Regions from separate parts of the Mus musculus genome. Here all the other regions are linked to region 1. A link is a loop called in an ENCODE intact Hi-C map of the cell type or tissue named here. Cell type or tissue: gastrocnemius. All regions are shown on one strand.

Evidence for each region. A loop is a pair of places that touch in the nucleus more often than their neighbours do. Peaks named below come from ENCODE experiments on the same cell type or tissue, not always from the same donor. Only the 100,000 strongest peaks of a DNase experiment are listed, where the experiment ranks them.
Region 2: it touches region 1 in a loop (4-fold over the local background); 10 of 42 quality-filtered maps call a loop at or near these places.
Region 3: it touches region 1 in a loop (3.0-fold over the local background); 5 of 42 quality-filtered maps call a loop at or near these places.

What each region holds. Positions count from the first base shown.
Region 1 is chr6:30,352,945-30,357,944 of GRCm38, reverse strand. No RefSeq gene overlaps it. Among named protein-coding and RNA genes, the nearest start is that of Zc3hc1, 36 kb to the left of the region's middle. In gastrocnemius, a CTCF peak has its summit at 2,155; DNase peaks (open chromatin) are centred at 427, 1,118, 1,540 and 2,045; H3K4me3 peaks cover 201 bases; H3K27ac peaks cover 3,295 bases.
Region 2 is chr6:30,229,916-30,234,915 of GRCm38, reverse strand. The region is part of intron 5 of Ube2h (ubiquitin-conjugating enzyme E2H); the gene reads left to right. Among named protein-coding and RNA genes, the nearest start is that of Gm31221, 54 kb to the right of the region's middle. In gastrocnemius, no CTCF peak of the experiment used is centred here; no DNase peak of the experiment used is centred here; H3K4me3 peaks cover 305 bases; H3K27ac peaks cover 3,133 bases.
Region 3 is chr6:30,285,454-30,290,453 of GRCm38, reverse strand. All of the region lies in intron 1 of Ube2h (ubiquitin-conjugating enzyme E2H), which reads left to right. Among named protein-coding and RNA genes, the nearest start is that of Ube2h, 17 kb to the left of the region's middle. In gastrocnemius, no CTCF peak of the experiment used is centred here; a DNase peak (open chromatin) is centred at 2,273; H3K4me3 peaks cover 739 bases; H3K27ac peaks cover 4,889 bases.

The sequences.
Region 1 (5,000 bases):
CCTTTCAAACAACCACGGACCCACCGCCACCAATCACTGGGGGACAGGCCCTGGGCGACAACTCTCCTTTCCAAATGGTTCACCCTCATTTCTGCATCATTTTTCGGGTGTTTTGATTTGTTTTGTTTTGTTTTGTCTTAGAAAATGTCTCACTTTGTAGCCTTGTCTGGTCTGGAAATTTTGTCAGTGGTTCTTAACCTTCTTAATGCTGTGGCCCTTTTAATACAGTTTCTCGTGATTTTTTTTTTCTTTTTACATGACTAATTAATTTTGCTACACTTAGGAATGGTAATGTAAATACCAGTTTTCCGGTGGCCTTATGTGACCCCTGTGAAAGGGTCACTTGACAACCCCTCCCACGTTGGGTTGCAACCCACAAGTTGAGAACCTCTGCTCTATTTAGACTAGATTGGCCTCAGACACAGAGACCCACCTCCATGTGCCTCCCTAGCGCTCTTATGGAAGGCAGACACCACCTCGCCAGCCTCGCCACAGCATCTGGCTTTGTCTTGTCTAAGTCAGTGTAGACTGGAAGTTGGGGCTGCCTGCTTTGTAGCACAGACCAGTCCAGTGATAGGAAAATGGACAGCATGGAGGTGGGTGCCCAGAGAAGAGGAAAGAGAATGTATTTAGTGAAGATCCAGAGAAGTGGAGGATGCTCTCCTTTTTTTTTTTTTTTTTTTTTTTTTTTTTTTTTTTGAGACAGGGTTTCTCTGTATAGCCCTGGCTGTCCTGGAACTCACTCTGTAGATCAGGCTGGCCTCAAACTCAGAAATCCTCCTGCCTCTGCCTCTCGAGTGCTGGGATTAAAGGCACTCCTGAGGATGCTCTCCTTAAAGTTCAGGGCTAATCCCTTGTATCCAGCATTAGAGACATTGTATCCACCATTAGAGGCGTGCAGAAATGCCTAAAGACCAGACTGACTGGGAAGCCAGAAGAGAAAGCCACAAGAGGAGACGAGCCACTGGCAGCCACCTTGCTCCACATGGCTGCACTGACGCCAGTCCTCCCAAGGTGTCACCAACACTCAGGCTGAGTCACTCCAAACCCAGCCCACAGAGTTAAGCCAGTAACAAAACCTGGAGGACGTGGCCACAGGGCCAAGGGCCAGAGCAATGTCATCACGGGCAACCGTGCAGCTCGGGCCCGGCAGATGACCCTTTCCTTGTGAGCATTCCAGGGTGTGTGACTGATGCTCACTGACCCCGATTCATGGCGGCACGGAACACAAAGAGGTCATTACTGCCCCTTGATCCACCGGGGAAACTGAGGAATGGAGTGGGGAAGCAGCTTTGGCCCGTGAGTCAGTGGTACAGGTCATGAGTTCATTACCACCCCGTCAGGTCAGTCAGGTGCCTATGAAGCCACACTTCCCAACCAGAAGTAAACATGGCTGTCCAGGGCCAGGGAAGGGAGGGCCTTCCACCCAGTGCCCTTTCCATACCTGTCCAGCGGTAGAACCAGACACAAAGTTGCAAAGACTATGGCCTGACTCCCTGCATTCAGCCAAGGTCAGAGTGGGGAGTGACAGCCAAGACGGCACACAGGTTGTGGCCAAGCCAGCTCAGAGTCAGTCGGGATCTGGCCATCTGGACTCAAATACTGGATGCCCTTGTTATCAGTCTGTCTTCTGAGCCAGCTCCTGGGGCCTCTGCTTCTTGATATGTAAAAGGGGCAGGAGTAGTCAGTGTCTATGTCAAAGGGCTGCTTAAGAGCTAAGGGACCTGATGTTTGTTACGTGGTTGCTAAGCAATCCTTAGCTGCACACCTGGCCACCCGTGTCTCCAGGCTGTAGGGACTTTTGGGTCTGAGGAAAAGAAATGGGCACTGGGCTCAGGCAAAAACATCCCAGAATGTCTCGCTAGCTCATCCTTGCTATGGGAAGGATTCTTCTCGCCCAGTGGCTCTCCCCCATCAGCAGAGGTGCTGGTACTTCAGCTCGATGCCCAGTTTTAGAAGCATCGGGAAGCAGCATCTTGGGCAACCAAACACCAAGTGAGATAACCACATTCTTGCCAGCCTCCTCCAGCCTTGGCTCAGGGCCCAGCAGGGCCACCCTTAGGAGATGGTGCTAAGAAGACAACAGGCAAGCTAATTATAGGCCCGGCCTGCTGGGCTGTGGACACTGCCTGTTTGGCCTGCACGGCTTACCTGAGTCATCTATCCTGCGGCCACTTGAGCCTGGATCTGGACTAGCAGGCCACAGGGAGTCAGGAGCGCCTTCCCTGTGCTCAGTCTGGTCAGCTGCACCACTTCCTGCCTCTTTTCCCCTCAGAAAGCCAGTTGAGGCAGGTGAGCACCCCAGATCAGAGGCCAGAAGGCCTAATGCCTACTGCGAGGTGAGCACAATGCTGGGATCCCAGAGTCTCTGGAAAAATCACTTCACAGGTCAAAGTAAAAGGCATAGAATGAACAGGGCAGTGGCCTCCTCCTTCCACCACACGGTCCACACCTCCATCCTCTCCCTGAACCTTACTGGTCTGCAGGGGCCCCAGCTCTCTTGCTCCTCAGTGGTCAGCTGTGATCTGGGCTCAGTTCCCATAAACTTAGCCCAGGAATTTTTCAAAGTAAAAGGAGGGCAAATATGGGTGCCGTGGTTCAAAAAATCAGTCTTAAAATCACAACAGAGTTAGAAAACATTCTTTGAGGCGTTAAAAATGAGGATAAATGACAAGAAAGTCCCCAGCTCTTTGGATTTAGTGCATTAGGGAGGCAAGGGTGTGGCAGGAGAAAAACTGGGGGTACCCTCTGTGAGGGGAATGTTTGCACCCATAGCAGGGCTCATCTGTGCACTAGAAGGCCAACATGGAAAGCTGTGAACCCAGACTCGGGAGGCAGAGGCAGAGGGGTCAGGAGTTCAAGGTCAGCTTTGGATAAGTGGTGAGTTCAAGGCCAGCATGGGCTACATGAGGTCCTATTAAAAAAAAAAAAAAAAAGCCAAAGGGGCCGTGAGTGAGGTCGGGCAAGAAACAGGAAGTGATGTGGGTGGGTGCTGTTTTGTTTTGCTTCTGTTTTTGAGAGGGAGAAGGAGAGGGAGAGTGTGTGTGTGTGCCAAAAGCCATAGGTCTCCTAGAGCAGGAGTCACAGGAAGTGAGTTGTCTGACATAGACGTATGGGATTGAACTCACGTCCTTTGGAAGAGCAACACTTGTTCTTAACTCTTAAGTCACCTTTTCAGCCCCTAATTTTTTTTTTTAATTTAAAAAAAAAAGATGTGTGTGTGATTGGAGGGGTCTATCATGGCACAAGAGTGGAGGTCAGAGGACAACTTTGGAGTTGATTCTGTCTGTCTACCTTTAGGTGGGTCCTTGTCATAACAGCAGCCATCTCACCAACCTGTTCTCTTGGTTGTTTTTGTTTTTGTTTTTGTTTTTTCCCCTCCCTGTTTTATTTTAGTTATCTATCTATTTATTTTGAGACAGGGTTTTTCTGTGTAGCCCTGGTTGTCCTGGAACTCACTCCATAGACCAGGCTGGCCTCGAACTCAGAGTGCTGGGACTTAAGGCATACAACCCGGCCTTCCTTCCTTTTTTTTTTTTTTTTCCTGACAGGGTCTGTATCTCCCTCTGTAAGCCTGGCTGACATGCCTCTTGCTATGTAGTGACTGTAAGGCTGGACTCAAACTCAGAGATTCTGCCTGCCAAGCCGCCCACGAGCTGGGGTTCAAGGCTTGTGCCCCTTCACCCTGCCTTGTGTTTTGATATTTGAGACAGGTTCTCTTGTAGTCAGCTTTAAACTCTCCATCCTCCTGCCTCTACCTTGCAGGTGCTGGGATCACAGGTATGTACCATGATGCTTGTCTGTTTTAAGGGAGCCATCCTTTTGGGGTAGGAATGAAGTTCTCTGCTCCCCAGGAGAGTAGACCACCAAGCGCCTGCCCGAGAGCTTTGCCTGGCCTCTCTCCGCAACTCCCACAGCACTAGAGGGTTGGTGACACCCTCTGCCATCTGAGCCTCAGCGCTCCTGTTGCCGCCCACAGCCCCTCATGCTTTCTACCCTTCTTGAAGTGAGCCTGATTACAGACTGCCCCCCTGGGGGAGGGAGCGGAGGGAGGGTGGAGGGAGACCTAGTTCTGGCCTTGCTGACTAAAAGAATGACCTCAGTGTCATAATGACTGGCTTTCTGGTTAAGCTGCCAACCTGGGTGCCTCCCCACTCTGGCCTTTAAGATAGCTCCACACAGGATGATTGTGTCTGTCGGCAGAGAGCAGTTGGGCTCCTGTAGCAGGAGTCCGTCAGGAGATGGTCCGGCCTCACCCTCAGTACCACCCCATTAGACGGGGCTCATAATGGAACTCCCCAGGACAGAACCCTTCATTTTTTTGTTCTTATTTTTTGGTTTGATTTGTCTAGACAGGGTTTCTCTGTGTAGCCCTGGCTGTCCTGGGTCTCTTCTCTGTAGACCAGGCTGGCCTCAAACTCCGAGATCTGCCTGTCTCTCTTGAGTGCTGGGATTGATTAAAGGTATGCTGGCCTGGCTCCAGGACAGAACCTGGGAACCAAGAAGTCTCTTACCACTCTATAATCTGAGGGGAAAATCAGGGCACCGAGTCTACGTATGACTTTGTACATGAAAACACTCTGCCAGTTTAAAAGTGAGATTGGCAGTAGATGCCGTCCATACCTGTAATCTCCATGTCAGGGCCAGCATGATGCTCCACGCAAGCCTGGAGACCTGAGGTCAGCATTCAGACCCCAGTATGGGTTGCAGGGCACCCTGCTCAGTCTTTGGTTTTGGGGTTTTTTTGTTTTGTTTTGTTTTGTTTTTTCTGTGATAAGCCATTCTGACTGGAAGCCTCCTGGGGAGGAAAGGGTTTATTCATCTTACATCTCCATCTCTGAGGGAGGTCAGGCAGGAAAATGAGACAGAAACGAAGCAGAGGTGAAGCAGAGGTCGGAAGGAGCCCTGGTAACTGACTTGCTCTCCCTGGCTTGCTCAGCTGTTTTTATAATACAACCCGGGCCTATCCGCCCCCGGATGGCACCATCCTCCGAGGGCTG
Region 2 (5,000 bases), 120 kb after region 1:
ACTTTGTAGACCAGGCTGGCCTTGAACTCAGAAATCCGCCTGCCTCTGCCATCTAGAGAATTAATTATAGTGGGTAAAATACAATTACTTTTGTAAAGATGATGTCATCAGTGTGAAGTTCTCTATCTGACATTTATTTAGTAGCTAACTGGTACTCTGAGAGAAAACAGCAGGTGGTAAAAGTGATCCGCTTGGGGTTGGGGATTTAGCTCAGTGGTAAAGTGCTTGCCTAGCAAGCCCAAGGCCCTGGGTTCGGTCCTCAGCTCCGGAAAAAAGAAAAAAAAGAAAAAAAAAAAAAAAAAAAGTGATCCGCTCTTGACTTGTAGCGTGACAATCTTCTTCCATCCCTTCCTGCTCTCGCAGACGTCAGTGATGAAAGCACTGGAAACTTAAACTGCAGACAGGGGATCTGGATTCAGTGTCAAAGAGAAATGTGATTTAAGAATTGGTGGAGGAGCCGCGCAATGGTGGCGCACACTTTTAATCCCAGCACTTGGGAGGCAGAGGCAGGTGGATTTCTGAGTTCCAGGACAGCCAGGGCTATACAGAGAAACCCTGTCTCGAAAAAACAAAACAAAACAAAACAGAACAAAAAAAAAAAGAAAAAGAAGAATTGGTGGAGGGCTGAAGAGAGATGAGGCTCACCAGTCAAGTGTGCCTGGTGCCTTTCCAGAGTTTGTTTCCCAGTTTCCACAGCAGGAGGCTCACAACCACCTGTAAGCCCAGCTCCAAGTCTGTGCTAGGTTTTTTTTACTTGTTTGTTTTGAGAGGGGAACAACTTGAACAACCCGGAGTCATCTGAGAACCTTAAGAAAATGTTTCCATGAGATTGGCCTATAGGTGTTTTGTTGTTGGTTTGGCTTCGCTTTTCAAGACAGGTTTCACTTTGAAGCTCTGGCAGTCCAGGTACTTGCTCTGTACCTCAAACTCAGAGATCTGCCTGTGTCTGCCTCCTGAGGGCTGAAATTAAAGGTGCACACCACCTCCTAGCAGGAATGATGGTTAATAGCGCTTAATTCCATCAGAGGCAGATGGATCGGATGCTTTGTTGAGGCATGTAGCTGAGTGGTAGAGCACTCCTGGATTTGACACCTTGTATTGAAAAAGACAAAACCAGGAAAGGCCTTTCTTGAGCTGTGCTGATGGACAGCACTTGTAATCCTAATGGTTGGACAGCCAGGGCAGAGAGAGTACAGGTTCCAGGTGAGTCTAATCTACATGGCGAAACACTGCTTTTAAAAAAGATGCCGGGCTGGTGAGATGGCTCAGTGGGTAAGAGCACCCGACTGCTCTTCCGAAGGTCCGGTGTTCAAATCCCAGCAACCACATGGTGGCTCACAACCATCTGTAAGAAGATCTGACTCCCTCTTCTGGAGTGTCTGAAGACAGCTACAATGTACTTACATATAATAAATAAATAAATATTAAAAAAAAAAAGAAACCCTTACTCCATTTAAAAAAAAAAAAAAAAAAAAAAGATGCCGTGCTGGAGAGATGGCTCATCAGCTAAGAGCACTGACTGCCCTTTCTGAGGACTCAGGTTCAATTCCCAGCACCCACATGGCAGCTCCCAGCTGTAAGTCCAAGATCTGATACCCTCACATAGATGGACATGTAGGCAAAACACCAATGAACATAAAGATGAGAAGGTGAGGAGGAGGGGGAATGGTGGTTTGTCCCTCAGTGTGCCTCCCAGGTGCCATGTGTTACAGATGCTCAGCTGTTTGTAGAAGTTTGAGTTTAGTAGATACACTGAGAGGTTTGTGTGTTCATCTTTATGACTGGTTGGGCAACAACTATTTGAAGAGGCCCAGAGGCTCAGTGTTGTGTCTGTGTATGTGTAGACTCATAACTTCATACCTGGTATCATTCTGCATCTTGTAGGTAGAGGCTAAGTAGAACAGGTTCTTCTCAGCATGAGAGGAATGCCGCCTGTTCTACAGAAGAGAGGAATTGCGCGCTTAGTTTCAGGCTTGCCGGCTTTGACAGGACTTAGCTAGCTAGCTCCATGACCAGCCCCCCTTATGGACTTGTAACTCTTCAGAAAGCAACTATTTCAGGCAAGTGGAAAAGTTGTTCTTCAGTAGAAGAGTTTAGTGGATTGGGTATGTCATGTTCACTGGTCAGCATTAGACCATGTAGTAACCCAGGCTTTGTGGATTATGCATCCCAATCCAGCCAGTATAGGACCCATGAAGCTGACCTGCTTTATTGGGGCTATAGATACAGGGTTCACTTTAGTTCTTAAATAAGACGAGGAGCTCTGATTATTTTTATTTAAATCTTTATTCATTATTATATGTTAGTACACTGTAGCTGTCTTCAGACACACCAAAAGAGGGCATCAGATCTCATTACGGGTGGTTGTGAGCCACCATATGGTTGCTGGGATTTGAACTCAGGACTTTCAGAAGAACAGTCAGTGCTCTTAACCACCTAGTCATCTCTCCAGCCCCTGATTTGGTTTTTAATCTGTGTTTATGATAATAGGCAAAATTTATCTTATAGATAGATTTCTTTTTTGTGTTTGTCAATACTGGGTTTTTCTGTGTAGCATTAGCTGTCCTGGAACTCAACCTGTAGACCAGGCTGTCCTTGAATTCACAGTGCTAGGATAAAGGGCCTGTCTAGTGCTGGGATTAAGGGTTTACACCATCACAACCTATGGGTTCTTAGCTTATAATTGCACGTAGTTATCTTTTTTGGGAAGCAGGGGGGGGTCGTGGTAGATTAGAGATAGGGGTTCTCTGTATAGCCATGACTGTCCTGGAACTCACCTTGTAGAATAGACTCGCCTTGAACTCAGAGATCTTCTGCCTCTGCCACCCCCACCCCAGTACTGGGAATAAAGATAACTGGCTCTTTTTTCTTACATTAACACCAACTATTATTGCCTGGTAGTTCAAAGTTCTAATAAAAGCTTTAGTGTAACTATTGTGTATACCACACTGACTGGCTGATTAAAGATTAACTGCCTTCATTTCAGGAAGGTTGGTAACGAATCCTAGCATAAGATAAGCAAGGTTGTGTCAGGTTTGAACTACAATGACCTCTAAAAAACACCCCAATAAGGTGAGAAGTGTTCTGAGGTGATGAGCAGTGTCTTTGAGAGCTGCTCATCTGAGATATACAGAAGTATGCATTGTTTCAGGTCATTTTCAGGTTAAATACATTGGGAAGGGACTACAACTAAGCAGTTAATGGGGATTTTTTTTCCCATTTTTAAAAGATTTGTTTGTTTGTCTTATGAGTGTGCTGTCACTGTCTTTAGACACACCAGAAGAGGGCTTTGGACCCGTTACAGATGGTTGTGAACCACCGTGTGGTATCTGGGATTTGAACTCAGAACCTCTGGAAGAGCAGTCAGCGCTCTTAACCACTGAGCCATCTCTCCAGCCCAGGAAAATAACTTTATATGTGGGTTTAGATGACTTTGTTTTATATGGATGGATGTCTTGCCTACATGTATGTCTTTGCACCACGTTTGACTGGCATCCTCAGAGGGCAGGAGAAGATATCAGATCCTTGGGGAACTAGAGTTACAGACAGTTGTGAGTCATCATGTGAGTGTTTGGAATTGAATCCAGTTCTTTGAGAAGAGCAACCAGTGCTCTTAGTCATTGAGCCATCCCTCTAGCCCTATTTTATTTTATCTTGAGACACAGGCTTACTATGTAGCCTTGGCTGGCCTAGAGTTCACTTCATAGACCAGACTGGACTCAAACTCAAAGACATCTGCCTGCCTCTGCCTTCCAAGTACTAAAACTAAAGGCATATACTACCATTCCCACCTAGAGTGCTTTTAAAATGGTCCATGTACTGGAGATGTTTCTCAGTGGTAAAGCATTTAACCTACCATATGTAAAAGTCCTGGGTTCACGCTCTGATATCACAGTAAGTATGTAAGTAATTAACTTGCACGAAATGTGATACAATGGTTCTTAGGTCAGACTGGTGACCTGGTGGTCTGGCAGTTAGCAGGACTTTAGTGTTCCTCAGGTCTTAGGATACTACAGCCTTACTGTTGTCTTTCCCCTCAAAGAACAAAATTACTTTCTTTAAGCTTAAAATACTGAAAAGCAAAAATACTACCAATAAGTGGAATTCAAGGTCAGTGGTGACTGATCCATTAACCTCCTGGATGTGCCATGTGGGGTCTTTCTTTCTTGATCCAACAGCATTTATTTTAGAGAAAGTTACTTTTAATCTCAAACTTTTTAAAGATGGTCTACCTGTCTGAGGCTATTCCTCATTAGCTTTACTGAAGTGTTATTTCTGAGGATGCCGGCTGCCTGTTATAGCCCCTTATCATGTTTTTCTCGCCCATAACTGGGTAAGTTACTCGCAGTGTAGCCTCTCTGGTTGCTGAGGTACGTAGGTATTGTGGTTGGAGTGTGAAGTGTCTCCGACAGGCTCATGTGTTGGACAGTCGGTCCCCAGTGGGTAGTGCTATTTTGGGAGGTGTAGAAACTTTAGGAGGTGGCTCTAGCTAGAGGAAGTAGGTCACTAGAGGCATGCCTTTAAAGTTACAGCCACTCCCTGGTCTCCTGCTTGCTCTCCACTTCTGGCCAACAAGGAAGGCGCCTCCTCTGCATGCTCTCATTGCCACTGCTCCATCCAACCATGTGCTGAAACCATGGGCCAGTAAGGCTTGCCTTCTTTAGGTTGACATCTGAGTTTTGGACATATTCTTGAATGCCAGGATAGCCAGGTCTACACAGTGGGGGTCCCTGGCTCCCCTACCCCCCCCCAAAAAAAAAGAAAGAAAAAGAAAAAAGGAGTAATGAAGCATTTCATTTGTTTGTAGATTCTCACTGTAGTTTTTCACTGCTCATGTACTGTAAGCAGGAGAAGAAAATGTGTAAACACGTTCCAGATCTTCTGTTGTTCCCCAGGAGCTGGAAAAGGATTTTAAACATCTATTAATTAGTCTGAAATTATAAAAAAGAAAAGAGGAAAGAAAGAGAGAGAGAGAGAGAGAGAGAGAGAAGAAGGAAGGA
Region 3 (5,000 bases), 67 kb after region 1:
AATGTGAGCTATGCAGGCTGCTGCTGGTTATGTCTTTTTTTTTTTTTTTTAAAGATTTATTTATTTTATGTATGTGAGTACACTGTCACTATCTTCAGACACACCAGAAGAGGGCATCAGATCCTATCAGACAGTTGTGAGCCACCATGTGATTGCTGGGAATTGAACTCAGGACCTCTGGAAGAGCAGACGGTGCTCTTACCCACTGAGCCATCTCTCCAGCCCAGTTATGTCTATTCTTCCTCTTGTCATTTTGGGGTAGTATTTCACCTTAGCCCAGACTGACCTGGAACTTGCTCTGTATGCTGGCTGACCTTGACTTTATAGCCATTCTCTCTCTGGCCTTTCAAAGTACTAGAATTTACAGGTTCAAGTTCAACTGTATTGTTATTCCTTAGAGGGTTTATTTTTGTAGTTTGATTGATGTATTTGAGATTCAGAAACTGAAAACCTGTTTCTTCTTCATGTTGAGGTCTCTAATGTGCCAGGCGGAGCAGGGCTGAGAGTGATTTAGTGATAGAATACTTGCCTGGCGTCCTTAGGATCCTCAGTTTGAATCTTAGCACTGTAGACAGAAACGGGTATCTACTTATTTATTCTCCTTATTTCCTTATTCCCTGTGCTGGGGATTGAACCCAGGCCTTGGTGGTAAGCAAGTGTTCCTCCACAAGCGGTACCTGGTTCTTCCTCCGTGGTTTTAGAGGCCTGGTGGGATATGCTGACTTTTTTGAACCAGTTTATATTAATTTAAAGGCATGAGTGCTGTTCTGTTCTTCTTAATGGGAAGTAGAATTACAAATTCTCCTTTTTTGAAAGGGAAACTAGTGTGTGACTTATATGGTTTGAATAGGGGACTATTTCATGCCTGATGGAATTGGACAAAATGCAGTCAGTGTTTTTACTCTGCCAGTTTGGCGATTTATTTTTTCAGTGTTTAAGTGTTTGTCAGCGCTGATGGCGTCTGATTATAGTTAGTGTCAGTTAATTATGCTCATGTGCTTAAGCATGTTTGTATACTTGGACTATAAGAGCACTATAAAGCACACTGATCCTTCTACAAGGAAGAGTTTTTGAGTGGGAATTAATAATTACATCCTCAAGGTGATGCTGTTTGGGCCTCGGAACAGGCTAAGGCAGTGCCAGTGCTTGGGTACATGGCTTCCGATTAGTGACGTCAGCTCTGGTTGTTTGTTGTTGCTGTTATTTTTCCTCCTTTTTTGAAACGGAATATTTTATGTGAGTATATACTGTCACTCTCTTGAGGCACACCAGATAAAGGCATCGGATCCCATTACAGATGGTTGTGAGCCACCATGTGGTTGCTGGAAATCTAACTTGGGACCTCTGGAAGAGCAGTCAGTGCTCTTAACTGCTGAGCCATGTCTCCTGCCCCTCAAGGAATTTTGTTTTTGTTTTTTTTTTTTGTTTGTGTGTGTGTGCACGCGTGCGTGCGTGCATGCTTAGTATTTTTCACAGTATAATTTTTCTTAAAGATTTGTTTATGTATTTGAGCACACTGTAGCTGCCTTCAGACACACCAGAAGAGGGCATCAGATCCCATTACAGATGGTTGCGAGCCACCACGTGGTTGCTGGGAATTGAACTCGGGACCATTGAACAGAGGAGCCGGTGCTTTTAACTCCTGAGCCATCTCTCTAGCCCCAAGAGGTTTTTAATCAGAGTTTTAAACCAGGAACAGAATATAAGTATATTCTGTATACTTTTTTTTTTTTTACTTATTGATTTGTGTGTATGTGTGTGTAAATTTTCCATCATGTACTCCAATCTCATTCATTCCCATCCCTCCACAGCTGCCCTATAACCTTGCAACTTCCCTTCCCTAAATAAATAAATAAACAAATAAATAAATAAATAAATGGAAAACCATCTCACTATGGAAGGAAGCTGCTGTGTGTCCCACAGTACACCGTTCTGTCCAGACAGCTTTACTTGCAGATGTTAACTGCAGTGAGTCAAGGCCTCTGGCTTCTGCTGCACCATCAATTTTGCATCCTCACTGGGATTCTTCTCAGATATCCTCTTACCCTGTCATGGACACCCTGCAACTTTGGTTTTATAGGACCTGCCCCTTCATGTACTCCTGTAGTTGATAAATGAACTAGATGTTGGGGTGGGCGAACTCAGCGCTGGATCTGGGCCTGGGTAGTAACTGAGTCGGGTCAGTCCCCCAGCTCTCCTGTGCCATTGCCACCAAGGCCAGCTCACAGCCCACAACGGGAGGGACTGGCTCTCCTGTACCAGCACCCCTCCCCATGAGAAGTGAGGCCAATTCACAGGCACCCATTCCCCCGGCCAGCTCCTCAGCACTGCCCTGCCAACTCACCCAAGTGTCACAGCTGCCAGGAGACAGGCATCGTGCACTTCCTGCCTGGGTGAAGGGTGGGACCAGCTCTCCCTTGCCCACACTACCAGGGTCATTCTGGAGATATTTTTTGTTAACTAGTTTTAATTCACTTGCTAATTTTAGTGGTGCTTCATCTTCATAGAAAATCTTAAAGTGATTTTGTTTTTTATTTCGATTCTTTTTTTTCCCCCCTTAAACGATTACACTTGTAGTTTTAGTCAAAATTCTGATTTAAAATGTAGCTGGGAGTTTTAGTCAGAAATTATTATGAAATAGCTAGGTAGACCCTCACCTTTTTTGTTGTTCAGATGGGGTTTCATTGTTTTACCCAGGCTGGCCTTGCACAGCTCATTGCCGTTAATTTTCCTCAGCCTAATGAGAATCTAAGCCTTGATTTGTATGTACCATAGCATCTAGATCTCTTTTTCTTTTTTTTTTTTTTTGTTTGTTTGTTTGTTTCTTGGTTTTTTTTTTTCTCTGTAAAGCCCTGGCTGTCCTGGAACTCACTTTGTAGACCAGGCTGGCCTCGAACTCAGAAATCCTCCTGCCTCTGCCTCCCGAGTGCTGGGATTAAAGGCGTGCGCCACCACGCCCGGCTTTAGATCTCTTTTTCTTGATTTCAGATTTTTTAATTGGAATTATTCCTTTGAGAAAACTTATTTAATAACTTTGGGCATCTTCCTATCTATCTATCTATCTATCTATCTATCTATCTATCTATCTATCTATCTATGACAGTGTCTCCCTATGTAGTTTTTCCAGCTATCTTGGAACTCGTTATGTAGACCACACTGGCCTTAGACTTGGAGATGTCTACCTGCCTGTGCCTCTTGTGCACCAGCATCAAAGGCGCGCCACTATGCCCAATGCTTGACAATGTTTTTTGCTATTTTGGGAATGTTTTGTTGTTGTTGTTTTCCTTCCTAGGAAGCAAGTGGTTTTATTGCATGATTGAATTCTTCATATATGCATTATTGAGCAGATTATTTATTATTGAATACATGAAACTGTTGGAATAGTAGCAGGACATTAAAGTGTGCTCAGCTCTGTTTGTTTTTTTCCTAAAAAGTTGTATTCAGCATCTTGCAGAGTAGAAAAGGAACATTGTAGCAACACCTTACTAGTTATGAACAGCATGTCAGATTCTCTAATTTGAGACTAAAAACAGCTTAGAACTCACTCTTAAGGACACCTGTGTTTTTGTGCCTTCTGTGGGTCAGAAGTGTAACCAGTGGCTTATTGGCTCAGTAACTCTGCTGGTGTATTTTTAGACCTTTGTATTTAAAAATACAAGCACCTGGCTGTCACATAGGTGCCTAGTGTCAACTGTGTGACATTTAGGCTCTCTTGCTGGCTTTTTGACCCTGTGCTTCAGTTTGCTGTTGTGTGCTGTGAGCTGTGGGCCACCTTTGATGAACAGACATGGCATTTTTCTTTTTTTTTCTTTTTTTTTCTTTCCTTTCTGTAGCCTAGGATGTCTTGGGAAGTTTACTGTGTGGACACCTGTCTTTGTTTAGAGTAGACTGACTTCAAGCTATCTGTCTGCAGTAACCTCCTGAGTGCTGGAATATAGGCACCACCGTGCCTGGCAAAGTACTAACTTCTAAAAGAAAAGCATAAAACGTGAAAGCACGATTGATTGGTTGGTTTTTCAAGACGGGCTCCCTCTGTAACCCTGTCCATCCTGGAACACCCTCTCTAAACCACAGCCTTGAAATCAGAGAGACCCACTTGCCTCTGCCTCTAGAGTGCTGGGATTAGCAATATATGCCCCTACTCCTAGTTTGAAAGTACGATTTCTTAAAACATTTTTTACATGTTGTTTTAAGTTTTGAAATTCTCCTTTGTTGCTGTTATTTTGAGACTGGGTCTCTTGTAGCCTAGGCTGGCCTGGAATTCCTTATTGTTACAGTTAGCTTTGAATATTAGATTTTCTTGCTTCTGTCTCCCAAGCACTGAGATAACTATGGCTGCCAAGCCTGCCCTAGAATTCAAATTTCTACTGCCTGAGTGCTAGGATTATAGGTGTGTACCAGCATACCGGGTATAAACTACAGCTTTTCCAGATCTGTTTTTGTACTTCAAAGAATTCTTAGTAAAACAAGTAACTAAATTCTATACTGTTGACTCATTCTGTCTTCTTTTTTTCTTCTCCTTCTTTTTAAAAGATTTTTCCAGAGACACTCTGTGTAGCTCTAGCTGTCCTGAAACTCCCATCTGTAGACCAGGGTGACCTGGAATTCAGAGATCTACCTCCAGAGTGTTGTGATTAAAGGTGTGCACCATTGTCACCTGGCTGCCCTTTCTCTCATTTTGGCCTTTATATAATAATATCTCTCTCTGTTTTGTTTTATCCTCAGTTTTAAAGGTGTATGGGTGTTTTCCCAGCGTGTGTGTCTGTGCACGCAGTGCCTACAGAGTCGAGAAGAGTGTGTTGGAGCTTCTGGAACTGTTGATAACAAGTAGTTGTGAGCTAGCTACCATTGGGTGGCTGGAAGTTGGACCCCTGGTCCATGTCTCTGCCCCACCCAGTATTCCTGCAGCAGCATTGTTTTCAGATGTTATACTTTTTGTACACCAAAAACTGGACCACTTGGGTTTAAGAGCTAATATCATCCCTGTTATTGCCAGATTT